Linked DNA regions of Mus musculus: region 1 is linked to region 2. Evidence: chromatin loops called from intact Hi-C (ENCODE). Cell type or tissue: heart. All regions are shown on one strand. Each heading gives the region's core, and the rest is flanking DNA. Links, peaks and the distances in the headings are about the cores only.

Region 1 (8,333 bases), core at 252-8,251, 63 kb before region 2:
CCTAGCATTCTTGAAGCCCTGGGTTCCATCTCTAGGACATAGGCACAGACAGACACAGACACACACACAACCTTAAAAGAAAGAAAATGTAAAAGGCAGTATTATCGGGCTCAGTGGCAGGTGCAACATAGGCTGCATATGACTCTATTCCAAAAAGAGTTGGGGAAGGTAGAAGAAATAAATTAAAAATGATTCCAGTGTCTCACCTATTGTAGTTTTTATTTGGTTTATCTAAACGAATAGATACTTTCTGCATTGAGGTTTAAATTACATATAAGAAGCAGCATGTATGTGTGTATTCTCCTTTATCACTTAGCTAGCCTTAGTGAATTTAGAGGCAAACTGTTGACATCTTGTCAGTACGAGGTTCTACCTGTATGGCTTTAATAGGTAAGTCACTTGTTCTCAGATTTGTTGTTGTTCTGTTTATTATTGTTTTTTTTTTTTTTCCGAGACAGGATTCTCTTTGTAGCACTCTGTCTTGGAAGTCTAGACCAGGTTGGCCTTGAATTCAGCCTGCCTCTGCCTCCCTAGTGCTGGGGTTAAATGAATGTGCCACCAAACCCAGCCACCCTGTTTCCTTGTTAAAAGGGAATAAGGATACATAACTTGAAGAGTGGTTAAGATAGTAGACTATGTAATTATGGCTGACATAGTAGATACTCAGCTATTAAGCCTTTGCACAGGTAGTCAGGACATGCAGATACAGATAAAATTAACCAAGGTCAGAGTAGTGAATTATAGGGTAAAACAGTTTTCTTATGGTTGGTACTCTTATTTTTCATCATGGTGGCCAGAATCAGGTAACAGACTGTATCTTGCTTTTTATTATATCTAGTTTGTTACAACAACAGAGTGTGGTATTGTGGTGCCATGCCAATTTATTGGAGCATAGATGTATGTTCAGAGGGCAAGAACTGCCCTGTGGTCTCAGTATAACAACTGTGATAAGGCAAGGATAACCCTTTGCTTGGGAAATAGAACTTAAGGGTCTAGAGGATAAAAATGGATATAAATCACTGTGTTAAGAAGGCCAGATGAAATAGTAAAGTTAGCTCAACACACATCATAGTTGGTGGTGAGGGCCCTGTATCTTTGAGGTGATATAACAAATGGGTAGCCAAGTTAACTGGCTAACCTGAACTTAACCATGATTCTGGGATCTTTTTATACTGCTAAGATACTAGCAAGAGGAAGAGAACACACATCTGTTGTCTAACAGCAGTGAAAAGGAGTGTTCTGGGTTTGGACATAGGAGGCAGTCCTCAAATTTAAGAGATGGGCCTCAGTTCTGGTATTAAATGAGTGTGTCACCACTCCTGGATTTTCCTGCCCTTTTAAAACAAGTTTATTCTGTAGCCTAGGCAGGCTTCAAATGTATTTGCAATCCTGTCCATCCTCCCCAAGTACTGGGATGGAATAGGCCTTTATCACCACACCTGGCTTGTATTCATAATGTGCAAAGCCTTCCTATTTGCATGAGGCCATAAGTTCACTTTATTATCCCAAGTATTTAGCAACCTGAAGTTAGACAGTGCCAAAACAAGAGCCCTATTAAGTGAGGCAGTGTGGAAAAGAGCATTCTCCACATAGTCAGCCAGGGTGCCTTGCTTGGTGTTAGTACTCTGGTTCTCAACTTACTGTCAGGAGGGAGTAGAGGGAGGCAAAATCTCTCTGGAAATGCATTCACCTAACAATCACTCCAGCAGTGCCTTATTCACTATATGTTTTTAGGTCTAAAAGGTAAAAAGCCATACATCATTACAAAATCTTAACATTTGCAGTTGTTCAACTGCCAGAATATAAGCCCTTGGTCTTCAGCTGACTTGGCTTAAAACATTTTACAAACTGCACATCTCTTTGAAATAATTTACCTCTTGGTATTAATATGAAAATAATCCAAATACAATAATTTCCTAATGTGAAGTAGGAGGTAAATAGCCAGATATCGTACTGTTAAGAGTTTTAAAAACTTGTTACGAGTTGTAATTTGAGGGAAAAATTAAGCCCTTAATTCAGCCCTTGGGATTCCAATAAATTATTCCTTTTATAGTCCAGCATACAAAGAGTTCCTTGTAGACAAGCAGCAAACTTAAGCTTTAAAAGAAAAAAAAAAGCACCTAGGACTATGCGGGTTACAATTTGATAAGCTTGAATTTTAACCAAAGTAACTTTCAGTTTTTCAGACTTAAAGAATAAAGTGATAAGGATCACAGTTTATGTATCTTTTTTTAAAACTTTCAAAATCTTAAATTCAATATATACTAGGAGCAAATGGCTAACAAATTTGCAAATTTAAAATTAATCCATTGTCATAAGTCTCTCCAGAATTGGGTCAAGCAACAGGAAATGGTAATTTTTATCACATAAAACTACATCTGGGGGTAAATTGGGGATATAACTTAATTCCCTTTTACTTTAATGCAGTCAGATTGAGTGTCGTGGTTTCTTGTCTATTTTGTGTCTTCAAGAATATTGCAAAAACCTAACCAGCCGATTGCTGTGCAATGTCTCCTTTTCCAAGACCCCCACCCCCACCCCAGATGTAGTCACTTCCTCTGAAAGTGCCTGGTGGCCGAGGCCATGTGCTTGACATGTGGCAACAGGCAAAAGGCTTCACCTATAAAATCAACACCTAAACCCAAGTGAGAACGATTAAACCGTCCTAAAACAGGTTTTCACGGTAATGAAAAATCTAGATTGATCTTTGCCAACTCTACTTCCGAGGCTTTCTTGTAATTTATATCCATTTAATCCGAGAAATATTGGCAAGGACTTCTGCCACCCTGATGGCCTTAAAGGCCTGACAACCTACGGGTCCTATCCACCCGGTTCCCGCTCCATTAAAAAAAAAAAGGGGGGGGGGGGGTGAGGGACCTAAGACTTGACTCTCATCGATCCAGGGAAAGGTGGTTTCTTTTGACTAACGATGTCGAATAAGCTGCTTAAGAATACGAACTACAAGAAATCAGGAGTTTGAATAAAGGTCGCCAGTACAGAGAACCGAATCCAGACTCCCAAGCCTTACAGCGGCGTGCGCGGGCTTCGTCACAGGCCAGGTCCTGAGGCCCCGCAGCCGCTGGCACATGGCCCGCCAGGCCTCCACCGGGCGCTCGGCCTGGGGACCTCCACCTCGACCAGGCTCTCGCCCCCGCCACACCGCCCCGTTCCAGGAGTTCCCGCCACACTGGCCCTCGGCGCTAGGCCCGCGCGCGACTCTCCTCGCCTCGGCCCCAAGGGCGCCGGGCCTCGTCGCCACACGGATGAGGCCTGCGTGGCCCTCGGGGCCAAGAGAGGGCCCCACGCTCCAGCCCTAGTGCCAGCGCCGCAGGACGGACAGGACGCCCGCCACAGTACGGCGGGCCAGAAACTGGAGCCGAGACGCCGCTCGGGCCGAGCCCCGCGCCTGACGCAGCAGGGCGCAGGCCGAGGTGCGGCCGCCATCGCGCCTCGCAGTTCCGGCCCTCCGTCCGTCTCGGCCGCACCAACCCCGCCACCTCCGTTGCGCAGGCTACACCCTCGCCTCTCACCTTCGGCGTCTGAGCTGCCCACAGCGGAGGAGACTCGGACGAAGAACCAAGAAGGCGACTCGCAAAGCAGCGGCTGTTTATTTTCAGGGTCCTTGCCTGCGCCACACGCGGGTCTGCACACGGCCCCACACACGCCGCTGCGCACGGCTCTCCTCCGCCTCGCCCACGGATCCAATCAGCGCAGGAAGCCAGGCCAGCCAATCAGAATCGCCCGCTGGGAGCGCGGCCTCGCGCGAGGGCGGCAGGGGCGGGGCGGACTGCTCCACGCCCAGCCTCTTCCGGCCCGCAGCGCTCGCGGCCTTCCCGCCCGTACCTGGGTTCCGTGTCTACGATGAGTGGTTCGCTGCTTTCCTACTAGCAGTTCGTCCCTCGAACCTTTGCTGGTTCTCTCCAGCCTACGGGGCTGATCCGGGCAGTGGTCGCAGCTTGCGGGAGCCAATCTCCCCCTGCCCGGCCTCCCCTAAGCCTGGTGGGGCTCAGAAGCAGACCAGGTTCCAATACACACACACTTAGGTTTGGGGGAAGGTCTTAGTGGCCTGATCATAGAAGCGGCTGTGGCTACCGTTACGGTCCATGAGATGCGTTTGGGTTTTGTGTTTCCTGGGTATAAACCGACAGCGCGCTGCTAGTGCCCCTGGCTTGCAATAGCCCCAAATGAAAATGCCTAATGAGGTTGAAGATGGTGACAGGTGATTTGTGTCACAACACTTCTTGTGACCCATAATGAATGACATCCCTAGGATTTGTGGATGAGAGGAGGCCAAGAAAGTTATTGCCTGGGCTGCCCCATTCAGGAGTGACCGTCGTTTGCATTTCATGGTGTCTCCAAAATAGATTGTGTGTGTAGTCATAGGTCCTCAAAGCAGAAGATAAATTTTTCCTGTAAGTCCTGGGTTTGATTCCCTAGCGTTACCACACACCCTGAAGACAATTTCTATATAAACTAAAGCATTCTAGAACTCTGTCCCGTTTTAATGATTTTTTTAATACAAACATGAAGAATCTGGAAATCTCAAGTCTCTTGAGTTCTAAAAAGTACTAAAATTTGTCTAGATTTTAGTTTCCGCTAGCGACTTACTCTTTAAACTTACACATGGGCCTGCAGAAATGACTTAGAAGTTGAGAGCAGCCAGGCGTGGTGGTGCATACCTTTAGTCGCTTGCACTTGAGAAGTAGAGGCAGTAGGATCTCTTGTCAGTCCAAGTTCATCTAATCTACATAACAAGTCCCAGGTCAGCCATAGCTACATAGTAAGACCTTTGGGCTGTAGATATGGTTTAGAAGAGCATTTGTCTCGCACAAGACTCTAGATTCCATTTCAACAGAAGAACAAAATGTTCAACCATAGTCAGACCCAGTCTCAAAATAAGCAAAAAAAAACAAAAACAAAAAACAAAAAAAAAAAAAAAACACCAGCAACAACACATGCTGCTATTGAAGAGAACCAGAATTCAGTTCCCAACACCTATATCCTACTAACAACTACATATAACTCCAGGTCCAGAGGATCTAATGTCCTCTAACTTAGGAGGTGCACATAAATATACCCAGCCACATACACATAAATCTTTGTTGTTGTTCTCGTTGTTTGAGGCAGGGTCTCTACATGGCCCTGGCCATCCTGCAACTCACTACTCATAGACCATGCTGATCTTGAACTCACAGAGCGTTGCAGATAAAGCAACTGCAGACAAGCAGCATCTTCATAAATTCTAGCAGTGAGTATGTATAAGGCAAAGCTATATATGAAGCCCCTACTGCTTCAAAACACGAGAACCCTAAACTGCTTTTTGCTTTTAAGACAGGATCTCACTATGTAGTCTTGCCTGGCCTCGAACTCAAAGATATCTGCCTGCCTTTACCTCTTTCTACTAGAATTAAAGGTGCATGACATCATACCAGTCTAAATTAATAATTTTTTGACTTGTTCCTAATTTACCATTTTAAGCACAATCACACATAAACTGTTTGATCTTTCTTTTAGGCCCAGGGATGGAATGTTTCTTATATTAAAAATTGCTTTGAAACTGGGCGTGGTGGTGTGACAACTGATGACTCTTCACTTGGCGCCCAACATTCTCTAATTATCACTATTCATGGAACCAGACTGGCCATGAGGCACTGTGATAGTTGGCAAGGAGATCTATAATGGAAGTTAACTTGTAGTTACTGAATATGTCCACCCATTTCACACAAAATGTTTAAAAATAAGGCAGAAAAACAAAACAAAACAAAACAGCTTTACCAAAAGCTGAGCTGTGGGTCAACCAAGACGGTTCACCAAGTAACATTGTCACTGCCTGGTTTCACAGCCTGGGCTTGATCTCTGAACCCAGATGTGAGAAGGAAAGAATGGATGCTCCTCCGCCCCCAACTTGTCCTCTGACCTCTATACACATGGGATAGCACATTTCCAAATATACACAAGCGTATACATACAAAAATATATAAATAAAGTATATTTTTTTAAGTTAAGCTGTCAATGATGCTGAAGAAATAGACTCCTGCTCTAGTCTCTGCCCTTGGGATGTGTTTTACCCATCCTCCATGCCTGTTCAATGTTAGGCATTGTGCGTAGTGTCACCTGGGTTACAAAGGTATTCAGTTATCCTCTAGACCTTGCTCTTGAAGAACTTGCCGGTTAGCAGGGGCCATAAGAAAGTACTGAATGTTGAAGAGAGGACCAGCGCTATGACTCAGCAGGATTCAGTCCTTAAAACAGGTCACAGTAGAGCAGCTACACTTGCCAACTCTCCATTTCCCATTCAGTGCCCAGCTGCATAGCACATGCCTTAGATTCTGCTGTCAGACTAGGATGATACATAGGTCTTTTCCTTTATGTTTTCTGTGCCAGCAGGGACACTGCTGTGACTTTACTTGGAAAGTATGTGGCTAAGGAAGAGGAGAACAGACTGATGTTTCCACCCATGTACGCCTCCAAAGCAGAAAGGGACTAGACTAAATCCTGAAAAAAGCAGGCTGGGTGTGGTAGAGCACACCTGTAATCCTAGGGATCAAGACCAAGATCGGAAGAACTCAAGCAACTCAAGGACAGCAGACCTACAGAGTGAGTCCCGAGTAGGTCTAAAATGTGAGATGCTGTCTCAGAAACAAAACACCAGGCAAGAAGATGGCTTGGTGATTAAGAGCAGGCTTTTGCAGAGGACAAAGGTCCTGACCCCAGATTACTTGTGACTCCAGCACGGGGATCCCATACCCTTTCCCTAGTGCACACTCACATGTACACGTTCCCACAAAGTCACACGCGCGCACGCGCACACACACACACACACACACACACACACACACAATTACAGTTGAGCCGGGCGTGGTGGCACACGCCTTTAATCCCAGCACTCGGGAGGCAGAGGCAGGCGGATTTCTGAGTTTGAGGCCAGCCTAGTCTACAAAGTAAGTTCCAGGACAGCCAGGGCTACACAGAGAAACCCTGTCTTGAAAAACAAACAAACAAACAAAAAATTTTTAAATATCAAAGAAAAACTAAACTAAAAAAGGAATCAATGATAGGTAGATGACTAAGCATTAAAATTATGAATATAAAGCTTTCATAGAATGTCAGGCATAAAGTAAACAGGATCATTCTGTCATATGCTACTACCAATTGAATGCTGATTCTAGATTGGTTTGGTCTACTTGTTGGTTTGTTGGTTTATTTGCCTCGCCTGGAATTCACTATGTAGACCAGTCTGACCTTGAACTGCACAGAGATCCACCTCTTCCTCCATCAGTACAGGCAAAGGAGGAGCCCGGGCAGGGCTTGAGCCCGTTCTCCTCCCACCTCCATCTCTTCAGTATCACCCGTCAGCATGTGCCACCATCACCAACTGTTTTGGATCTTTATTTATTTAATATTTTATTATGTTGTTTTTGATTCAGGATCTCACATTGTAGCCCTGGCTAGCCTGGAACTCACCAGGACCAGACTGGGTTAGAACCTGCCCCTGCCTCCTAAATTCTGGGATTAAAGGAGTGTGCTACCACCCCCAGGTGGTGTTTTTGTTTTGAGACAAAATTTCCTATAGCCCAGGGTGGGCCCAAACTTGCTACAGAACCCAAATGACCTGAACACCTGAATCTCTAGCCTCTGCCTCCCTGGATGCTGGGATCACAGATAGGCATCACTATGCCCAGCTATGCCAGGCATTTTTATGATTTTCATGAGTTTTCACAAAACTTTTGTAAGTTCTCACCATCCACTCAGCTCCATTCCTAAAAACTGTGTTCTTAAAAATGTTATATAAGGGCTGGTGAGATGGCTCAGTGGGTAAGAGCACCCGGCTGCTCTTCCGAAGGTCAGGAGTTCAAATCCCAGCAACCACATGGTGGCTCACAACCATCCGTAACGAGATCTGACTCCCTCTTCTGGAGTGTCTGAAGACAGCTACAGTGCCCTTACATATAATAAATAAATAAATCTTTAAAAAAAATGTTATATAAGCCAGGAACCTTTGAGTCAGAGGCAGGAAGATCTCTGTGAGTTCAAGGCCAGCCTTGTCTACAGAGTGAGTTCTAGGACAGCCAGTACTATATAGAGAGACTTTGTCCTCTAGAAGGAGGAGGTGGAGGAGGAAAAAAAAGAGAAGGAAATTAAAAAGTTATGTAAATGGAGTCAGACATGTAGCCATTGGAGATTATCTTTTTTTTCTCCCATTATAGTTGTCTGTAAATCCATTCCAAATCACTGTAGATCAATAATCCATTCTTTTTATTGCTGATATTCCTCAGTTGGGTATACCACATGTGTTTAGCTACTGGTCATGGAAGGGCCTCCTTCCAGTTTCA
Region 2 (8,333 bases), core at 20-8,019:
CTGGCCTGGTAACTCACTCCATAATTTCAGCATTTGAGAGACAGAGACAGGAACTTTTGTGTAAGTTAAAGCCAAGGGCTACATATTGAGACAGTTTCCAGAAAAACCTAAGCAAAGCAAAACAAAATTCCCAGTACCCATAGTTGACAACTGTCTGTAATTCCAATTCCCCTGGATCCAACACCTTCACACAGACATGTTGCAGTAAATTTCCAACCCTAATAAGCCCAGGTAATGAAAACACAACTCAGTTCATTTGAATACATGCTGTGCGCCTAGTTTGGGCAGATCTACCACTACACTAGCATCTTCCCCGTAGAAGGAACCCCTTGTAACTTGCAGTTTCTCAAGGCCAGGTGCTTCCGCTCTACCTTACTTCTCCATCCTCCTCCTCATCCTCTCCCCTCCCCTCCCCCTCTTCCTCTCTTTTCCATCAAAACCTTCAGCTTCACCTGCCCCTCTTTCTCTGCCCAATCACCGTCTCTAGCCTTTATTTATAAATTAAGGTGGGAAGCAGGTTTACAGGAAATCACCTGAGTGCTGACTCATTCCTTGTTCACAGCCACTCACAGGAGAACAGAATTAACATCAAATACAATTAGCCCCAGTGCCATCCACAACACAGACATACATGCATGCAAAACACCTACATAAACGTTTTTAAAAAATAAGTTAAAAAAAATGGCTGTCTACATTTCATCTTGGAAATTTCCCAACACATACAAAATTAAATGGTACATATAATGAACACTACTGCTTAATTCTTGAAGCACCTGCGCCCACTCTTCCCTAGAGTATTTTCATGCAACTTATTTTGTAATTCATATATAAATACTTGCTATCCTGTGTTTAGCTCAAAAATGGCCAAAGCTTATATTGCCCTAGACATTTGTGGAAATGGAGCTGAGAATGAAACTCAGTGATTAAGGCTAGGCAGATTTCTGCAGCACAATCTTCATGTATAACCCTAATTCCTTGAACTTGTAATTCTCTTGCCTCGGCCTTCAGTAACCCACCACACCTGACTTTTATCCCTCCGCAGGGCTGATGGTCAGACAAGGCAAGGCTAGGCAAAGCAAGCAGTCTGTTGTTGAGACACACCGAGCCTTGGATAGGTTTTGTGTGTGTGTGGGTGGGTGGGGATAGTTATTTTGGGAGTTGGGGGCTGGGTGTGTTTACAAACATGGTTGGGAAGGCGTTCTGCTTCAGTGAGTGCTCAGCAGAGCACTCTGGCCTTGATGAAGCAACTCAGTCCCCTGGGTCTGTCAGACAACTGCTTTGTGGTTTTTTTCTTATAGGGCTCGCCCCCTCATCCACACTCTCAGATTCAGCCACTGTCTGTGAGCCTCTAATATGAGGTATAAGCCTTACATACCCGAGCGTTCACTTGAGCCTGGCAGGAGGCTCAGGTGATGTATAGTTAGTGATGTATGCAGTGATTGATAGTTACTGCAGCACTATGTCCTTAAGGGTTCCAGAGCTCAGGGAAGCAGTGAGAGTTGTCCAGGCCTCCCAGTTGTGCCTCAGTGTGTGCGGTGGGGGTGGGGTGGAGTGGGGTGGGGTGGGGGTGTTGATCATGTGTCACTCTCAGCACAGCCTCCTTCAGCCTCACAAAACTCTGCTTCCTCTCACTTACAGGAGTATTCCGGGGTGGTCATGACATCCTTGTGCGTTCTCGGCTTCTGCTTTTGGACACAGTGACGATGCAGGTGACAGCCAGAAGCTCAGAGGAGCTGCCAGTAGATATCATCTTGGCATCCGTGGGCTAGAGGTGGCCTAAGCCCCACTCCTATCTTGTCCAACACTACGTCGAAGCCACTTCTTCCCTGTGAAGCCGGTGGAAACCCTTCCCCAGACCACTGTGTTAAGAAACAATCAAGAGTCAATACAGATTTTTTTTTTTAATTCCATCCTATCATTCAGGAATGCTAGGGTAGATTTTGTCACCATGCCTGCAAGGAGAGACAAATGAATAAAATGTTCAGACTTTCTCTTAATATTTATACTCAAAGAAACCGTCTCATCCCTATGATAAGTCAGCATGTATTTCTTGAATAACTGCTGCTTCTGCAGGCTCGTGCTCAGGGCCTCCACTTCTCCCTGAGGCCTCCCTTCACCAAATGGAGCGTGTGCATAGCCCCTCGGGACTGTCAGTGCCAAGCTTAGGGTGGGGTTAAAGGCTAGCCGAATGACAACAGCTAGCAGGTCTGGTAAGCCACTCATCTACAGGCATCTGTAGATGGATGGGTGTCCAAAGGTCCTTAGAGGGTGTCATGATCTGCTCTGGGTCTATGAGTGGGAAAAACAGTATCTGCATTCCTTTTGGGCTGGAGTAAGAAATCCTAGGGGATGCTTCAGGGCTTGGGCTTTAAACTCAAATCAGGTGGTTTAAACTGTTGGAAACACTTGAAGAACTGGACCTCCTGTGAGGCTACTCAGATGGCTCAGCAGGTAAAGGTACCTATCAGGACGGACTACCCACTTGGTAGAAGGAGAGGACCATTTTGCAATAGTTGCCGCCTAACCTCATGCACACCTGTATACTGTATGCACATGCACATGTACACATTAGAACAGAGGCCTGCACCTTTAAGCCGAATCCCATAACATGAAGACATCAGGCTACACTTGAGCATCGTTAAGCTGTTTTAGCTATGGCCTATTTCATGACTGGTCCTGGCTCCACCATGTACTTGGTCAGGCATGCAGTGGTGAACTAAGTAACGTGGTGTGAAACTTCCTAACAGGTTATAAAGAGATTTCTCATTTGGGGGGTTTTCTCAAGTAGGTGACCTGAAGGCTGCTCCCTAAAGACATCCCTCTGTCCCCCACCTTCCATCCCTCTCCTGGGGACTGAGCAGTTGCTCTTGCCTGGCCTCTCTGCCTCATTCCATCCCTTTATGAAGGCCTCTCCAGGCTTTAAAGGAAAGCCTGACCTTCAAGGCCACATCCTGCTTAGCCCTTCCTGACTGTATTCTTCCTGCCTAATACCCTCCCCTTCTACTCCCAGGCCTGGTCATAGCCTGGAAGCCATTCCATTCAAATAAACTTCATTAAAGAAATTGGTGTCAGCCTCCTTTTGTGAAGATTACAGCTTACTCTAGTTTTATTTAAAGGCTTGCACACACCCCACACACAAATGTTAAAAAGGAAACCAGGTGGGGCTTCCTGACCCTTAGGGGTTTGTGGGAATAGCTAGAGAGTCTCAATTCGGATGGCCTTACACATTGAGGGTGGGCAGCACAGGTTTTCTGGCTTCAGATTCCGGCCTGGGAAGGGGGACCCTGAGGCCTCCTGGGGTGCCTGTCTCAGGTCAGTGCATTTTGTCTTGCTTCACCTAGCCACACCCCCACCTGTGGGGAGGGAACCCCGACGGCGCGACGTCACGTCGGGGGCGGGGCGGGGTTACCGAGGAGCGGGACGGGCGTCTCTTAGGCGGACGCTAGCTGCGAGGAAGGGTGGACTAGACCCTCGGGCGGTGAGAGGACGCGGGCGCGTGGGGAGGGCCTCGTTGAGGGGATGAGGACGGACGGGCGGGCGGGAGGAGGGCCGCGCTGAGGAGAAGCTAGCGGGCGGAAGAGAGGACCCGGCGGAGGGGACGCCGGCGGGCGGGCAGGCGAGGACCGCCCACGTTCCGAGCTGGAGCCTTGGCGCCGACAAGGCCCCGCCCGGGACCTGAGCGTGTCCCCGCGGGGCGGTAGTGCGGTGGCCGCGGCCCGCGAGTGTCGCTGGCGTCAAAGCCGAGCGCTCTCACCTTTCCCTGCTGCGTCCGTGGGAAACAACCTGGGAGGAGCGGCTTTCTTTCTCGCCCGCCACCCGAGGGCCTGCTTGGGGACTGTGGGCCCCGCAGTGGCCGGGACTGGCTGACCTAACGGAGCCTCCGCGGAAGATGTGGCTTCGCGGGGAGATTGGCGTGACCTAGGGAGGAGAACCTTAGGGTTTTGTGACTTTCTCTAGGTCTGAGCGGCAGCGCTGAAGTATGTGCGGGCGAACGTCCTGTCACTTGCCCAGAGAGGTTCTCACCAGGGCCTGCGCCTATCAGGATCGGCAGGGCCGGCGGCGGCTCCCGCAGTGGAGGGACCCCGACAAGTACTGCCCCTCCTACAACAAGAGCCCGCAGTCCAGCAGCCCCGTGCTGCTCTCCAGACTGCACTTTGAGAAGGTAAGGAGTGTGTCAGCACCATCGGAGCTTCTGGGCCAGCATCGCCGTGGCCATCTGACTCGTGACCCATGTGCCGCCATCTGCCCAGCCTCCGGAATGACCCGAAAAGCAGCCTTTACAGATACATTAAGGCCCTAATCCCTCTGGGTCTCTGCAAGAAATAAGTCAGCATTCTTCAGGGTCAGTTAAACTGTTTGAATGTATGCCCAAATTATGTGAACCTCATATCTGAATACATTTAAGAATTCTTTTGAGACAGAGTCTTAACTATGAATGTAGCCCTGGCGGTCCTGGAACTCCCTATAGAGGCCCAGCTGACCTCAGATTTTCAGCAAATCTGCCTGTCTCCAGAATCCTGTATTACAGGTGTGTACACTCTGACACGCTTGACTCTCTCTCTCTCTCTCTCTCTTTTTTTTTTTAAGATCGCATTTTTCAAGTATTACTGATTTATCAGCGTCATCTGTCCTTATATTAAAAACAAAAAAGCAAAAACCCAAGTGTGGTGTCACACACCTTTCATCCCAGCACTTAGGAGGCCGGAGGAAGGCAGATCTCTGAGTTGGAGGCTAGTCAAGGCTGCATAGTAAAACTGTGTCTCAAAAAACTGATTTGTGGAGCTTACAGAGCTTGCAGCCTGGCTCAGTGGGTGAGAACACTTGCTGCCTGTTAGGAGAGAACCAGCTCTTGCAAGCTGCCTTCTGATTCCACTCCCAGTCTGTGGCATTCACGCAAGAGAGTAGACACATACACACGAATAGATGTAAAGAAAAAATCAGTGTGTCTGGGGCTAGTGATATTACTCGGAGATACAGAACATATGTCATATACTCATAGCCTTGGGGTCAGTCTTAGCACACATAAAATATTTTTGATTTTTTTAAAATTTAACAATTTATTTATGTGTATTAATGTTTTACCTGCTGTATGTATGGATGTGCATCAGGCGTGTACCTAGTGCCCTTGGAAGTCAGAGCTTCAGATCCCCTGGAACTGAAGTTACCAAAGACTACCATGTGAGTGCTTGCAATTGAACCCAGGTCCTCTGCAAGTGCAGCAAGTAGCCTTAACTGCTGAACAGACCAGGGTCCCTAGTTCAGTGGATGGATCTTGGGGAGCAGAAATGGGAAGGTGGAGTCCCTAGCAAACATAGCCCCTCCTTTGGGTCATTTGAGTTTGCCCGTGTAATGTTTGACTGCACATCTATAATACGATTTGTTTAGATTGCTAGGGTTTCTTAATCTGGTAAATATTTGATACATTTTTTTTTTCAAATCTACAAATTCTAAAATAAAATTAGGAACATTTCAGCCGTTCAACTGCCAGCATATATGAATAGGTAGCAATATTTGTATCTGAAACCACTGATTTGCAAAGTACTTCCTCTTTTTTTTCTTTCCATCTACCACAGTGCCACCAGCTGTTCTAACTCCAGAGTCAGACCTGTAGAGGAAAAGATGACTAATACTGAGCAATACTTTCAGTATCTCGGGTTCTCGGCCACTTTGTATGCATTGCCCTCGTGTTTGGGGTTGCTCTGTGCAGTGATGAAAACACTCAGAGGTGACCAGTAGAACTGTCAACCAAAACGTCACTGACATTTAAAAGTATTTTATATTTTTTTTATGTGCATAGATGTTTTGCTGAATGAATGTCTGTGTACCACATGTACACATGTACAGTGCCTGTGGAGGCCAGAAGAAGGCACCTTTGAGCCCGCCCCCCCCACACACACACACAATCTTACCTGCCCATAGCTTCTCAGGGAGGGCTAGGGCTTCATGAGCTCTCTCCTAACCACGGTGGAAGGCTGAGTGTTGATGGCCCATTCTTGAGTAGGTCCTGTGCAAGTATTCAATGCTGCTTTTGGGTCCTTGGGGACAGCAGCTGTGCCATTTCTGGAAGACAGTTTCACAGTACATCTAGTCATTCCACCTTTTTTGTTGTGTTTTGTTTTGTGTTTCCAGACAGGGCTTCTCTGTGTGTCCCTGGCTGTCCTAGAACTCTCCTTGTAGATCAGACTGTCTTTGAAGGCAAGGATTTACCTGTCTCTCAAATTGCTGGGATTAAAGGTGTGTAGCACTATGCCCAGCTTAGTCCTTCCACTTGTATATCATTTTATTTAATTGATGACAATTTCATACATGAATCTGTGTATTGTGATCCCTCTAACTCACCCATTACTTCTCAGCCCTCTCTTCTTCACCCTTCTACTTTCTTCCCCTTTCCTTTTCTGACAGGTTACCTTCTTTTTATTCTCTCTTCCACAACACTTTCTGTTCCTTACAGGGATGATATAGGTGTCCACTTAGAGCTGAACACTTAAGTCATTCTCCCCAGTACTTTGCTCAGCTGTGAGTCTCTGCAGTAATCATCACCCTCTACAGTCAGGAGTTTCTCTGACCAGTGCGGAGAACAGCACTGAACTCTGGGTATGTGTGTAAATATTTAGCTTGACACTGAATCCATTTATCAGAAAAGATGACTAATAGTATCATTCCTTGGGCCTATGACCTACTTCAGACAGTAAATCTGGTTAACTTGGAATTCACAACACACCTGTATCATCTCCCAAGTATTGGGATCACAAGTGTTTTCCACCCACCACTCTTGGTCGACATTTCCCCACCCCCACCCACCCCTTTCTCTCTCAGTTTTTGAGGCAGGCTGGCCTTGAATTCACAGAGATCCACCTGCCTCCTAGATGTTAGGATTAAAATTAAAAGCATGTACTACCATGCCCAGCTAGCTTTTCCCCTCTAAATAACCTTGTATTGTTTGTATATAGTAATTTATGGTTTTCCTGCCGTACCTGAGTCTGTTTAATTATATTTTTGTGTCTTGCTCAACCTTTCTTATTTTTAAATTTATGTGTGTGATCTGTTGGGTGTCTGCCAGTGGGAAGAGGTAGGTGTAGTTGTAGCTGCCAGACATAGGTTCTAAGAACGTAACTCAGGTCCTCTCCAAAAGCAGTAAGTATGCCTAACCACTGTACAGTCTAGACTTGCCTGGACTTTCTGTGTAGCCCAAAGTCACCTTAAAAGTAGCAGGAATTCTCCTGCCTCAGCCTTTTGAATGCTAGGATTATTACAAGTGTATACCACAAATCCAGGTGCTAAATCTTGATCTTTTTTCTATGGCAGGATGCAGACTCATCAGATCGGATAATTATTCCCATGCGATGGGGCTTAGTCCCATCTTGGTTCAAAGAAAGTGATCCTTCTAAGCTGCAGTTCAACACTACCAACTGTCGTAGTGATACCATAATGGAGAAGCAGTCATTCAAGGTAGGCAGCGTGTATAGGGAAAAGGCACTTCTTTCTAATACTACTAAGTATTTTGTATATCTGAGAAATATATTCCAAAGGATATTTTCAGTTTGCTGTTTTTGTTTTGTTTTCTCAAGACAGAGTTTCTCTGTGTAGCCCTAGCTGTCCTGGAACTTACTCTGTAGACCAGGCTGGCCTCAAACTCAGAGATCTGTCTGCCTCTACCTCCCAAGTGCTGGGATTACAGGTGTGTACCATCACCACCCAGTCAGGATATTCCTAGTTGTTAATGTTGGGTCCTGTTCTGTTTATTGCTATGTTTAGATTAGCAATTCTGAAACTTATTGGTTATGGTGGTTTGAATGACAATGGCTCCCATAGGCTCATAATACTTGGTCCCCAGTTGGTTAAACTGTGTGAGAAGGATTAGGAGGTGTGGCATTGTTGGAGGAGGTATGTCACTGGGGAGTGGGCTTTCAAAAGCCCATGATACTCCCAGTTTGCTCTCTTGCTTTCTCTGACTGGTGATTGTACCTCAAAATATAATAAGCTCTCAGCTACTATTCTAGCACCCTGCCTGCCTGTCTGCTGCCTTGCTCCCCACCATGATGGTCACTCTCTGGAACTGTAAGCCTCCAGTAACACCGTTTCTTCAAATTGTTTGGGCCATGATGTCTTATCACAGCAATTGAAAAGTAACTAAGACAGTTTTTAAAACAAAACAGTTGGCCTAATGTAGTAACACACACCTTTAATCCCAGCACTTGAAAGGCAGAGGCCAACAGATCTGTGAGTTCAAGGTCAACTTGGTCTACAGAGTGCATTCCAGACCAAGCAGAAATAGTCAATGAAACCTTCATCTCAAAATGGGGGTGGAGGTAGCAGAAAAAGTTTTCTAGGTA

The links. A loop is a pair of places that touch in the nucleus more often than their neighbours do. Peaks named below come from ENCODE experiments on the same cell type or tissue, not always from the same donor. Only the 100,000 strongest peaks of a DNase experiment are listed, where the experiment ranks them.
Region 1: a loop joins it to region 2, with 6 times the contacts of the local background. A loop is called at or near these places in 1 of 42 quality-filtered maps.

What each region holds. Positions count from the first base shown.
Region 1 is chr6:87,847,374-87,855,706 of GRCm38, forward strand. It overlaps Cnbp (cellular nucleic acid binding protein), which reads right to left and starts at 3,733. Exons shown (of 5, transcript NM_001347325.1): 1 at 3,531-3,733. Gm44064 reads left to right here and starts at 2,129. Exons shown (of 2, transcript XM_030255689.1): 1 at 2,129-2,134; 2 at 2,987-4,940. The coding sequence starts at 2,129. The coding sequence ends at 3,865. In heart, for the core only: a CTCF peak has its summit at 3,849; a DNase peak (open chromatin) is centred at 3,728; H3K4me3 peaks cover 3,668 bases; H3K27ac peaks cover 2,300 bases.
Region 2 is chr6:87,910,534-87,918,866 of GRCm38, forward strand. It overlaps Copg1 (coatomer protein complex, subunit gamma 1), which reads left to right. Exons shown (of 24, transcript NM_017477.2): 24 at 1,639-3,062. The coding sequence ends at 1,769. Hmces (5-hydroxymethylcytosine (hmC) binding, ES cell specific) reads left to right here and starts at 3,443. Exons shown (of 7, transcript NM_173737.2): 1 at 3,443-3,478; 2 at 3,958-4,162; 3 at 7,306-7,449. The coding sequence starts at 3,980. In heart, for the core only: no CTCF peak of the experiment used is centred there; DNase peaks (open chromatin) are centred at 3,508 and 3,978; H3K4me3 peaks cover 1,673 bases; H3K27ac peaks cover 1,351 bases.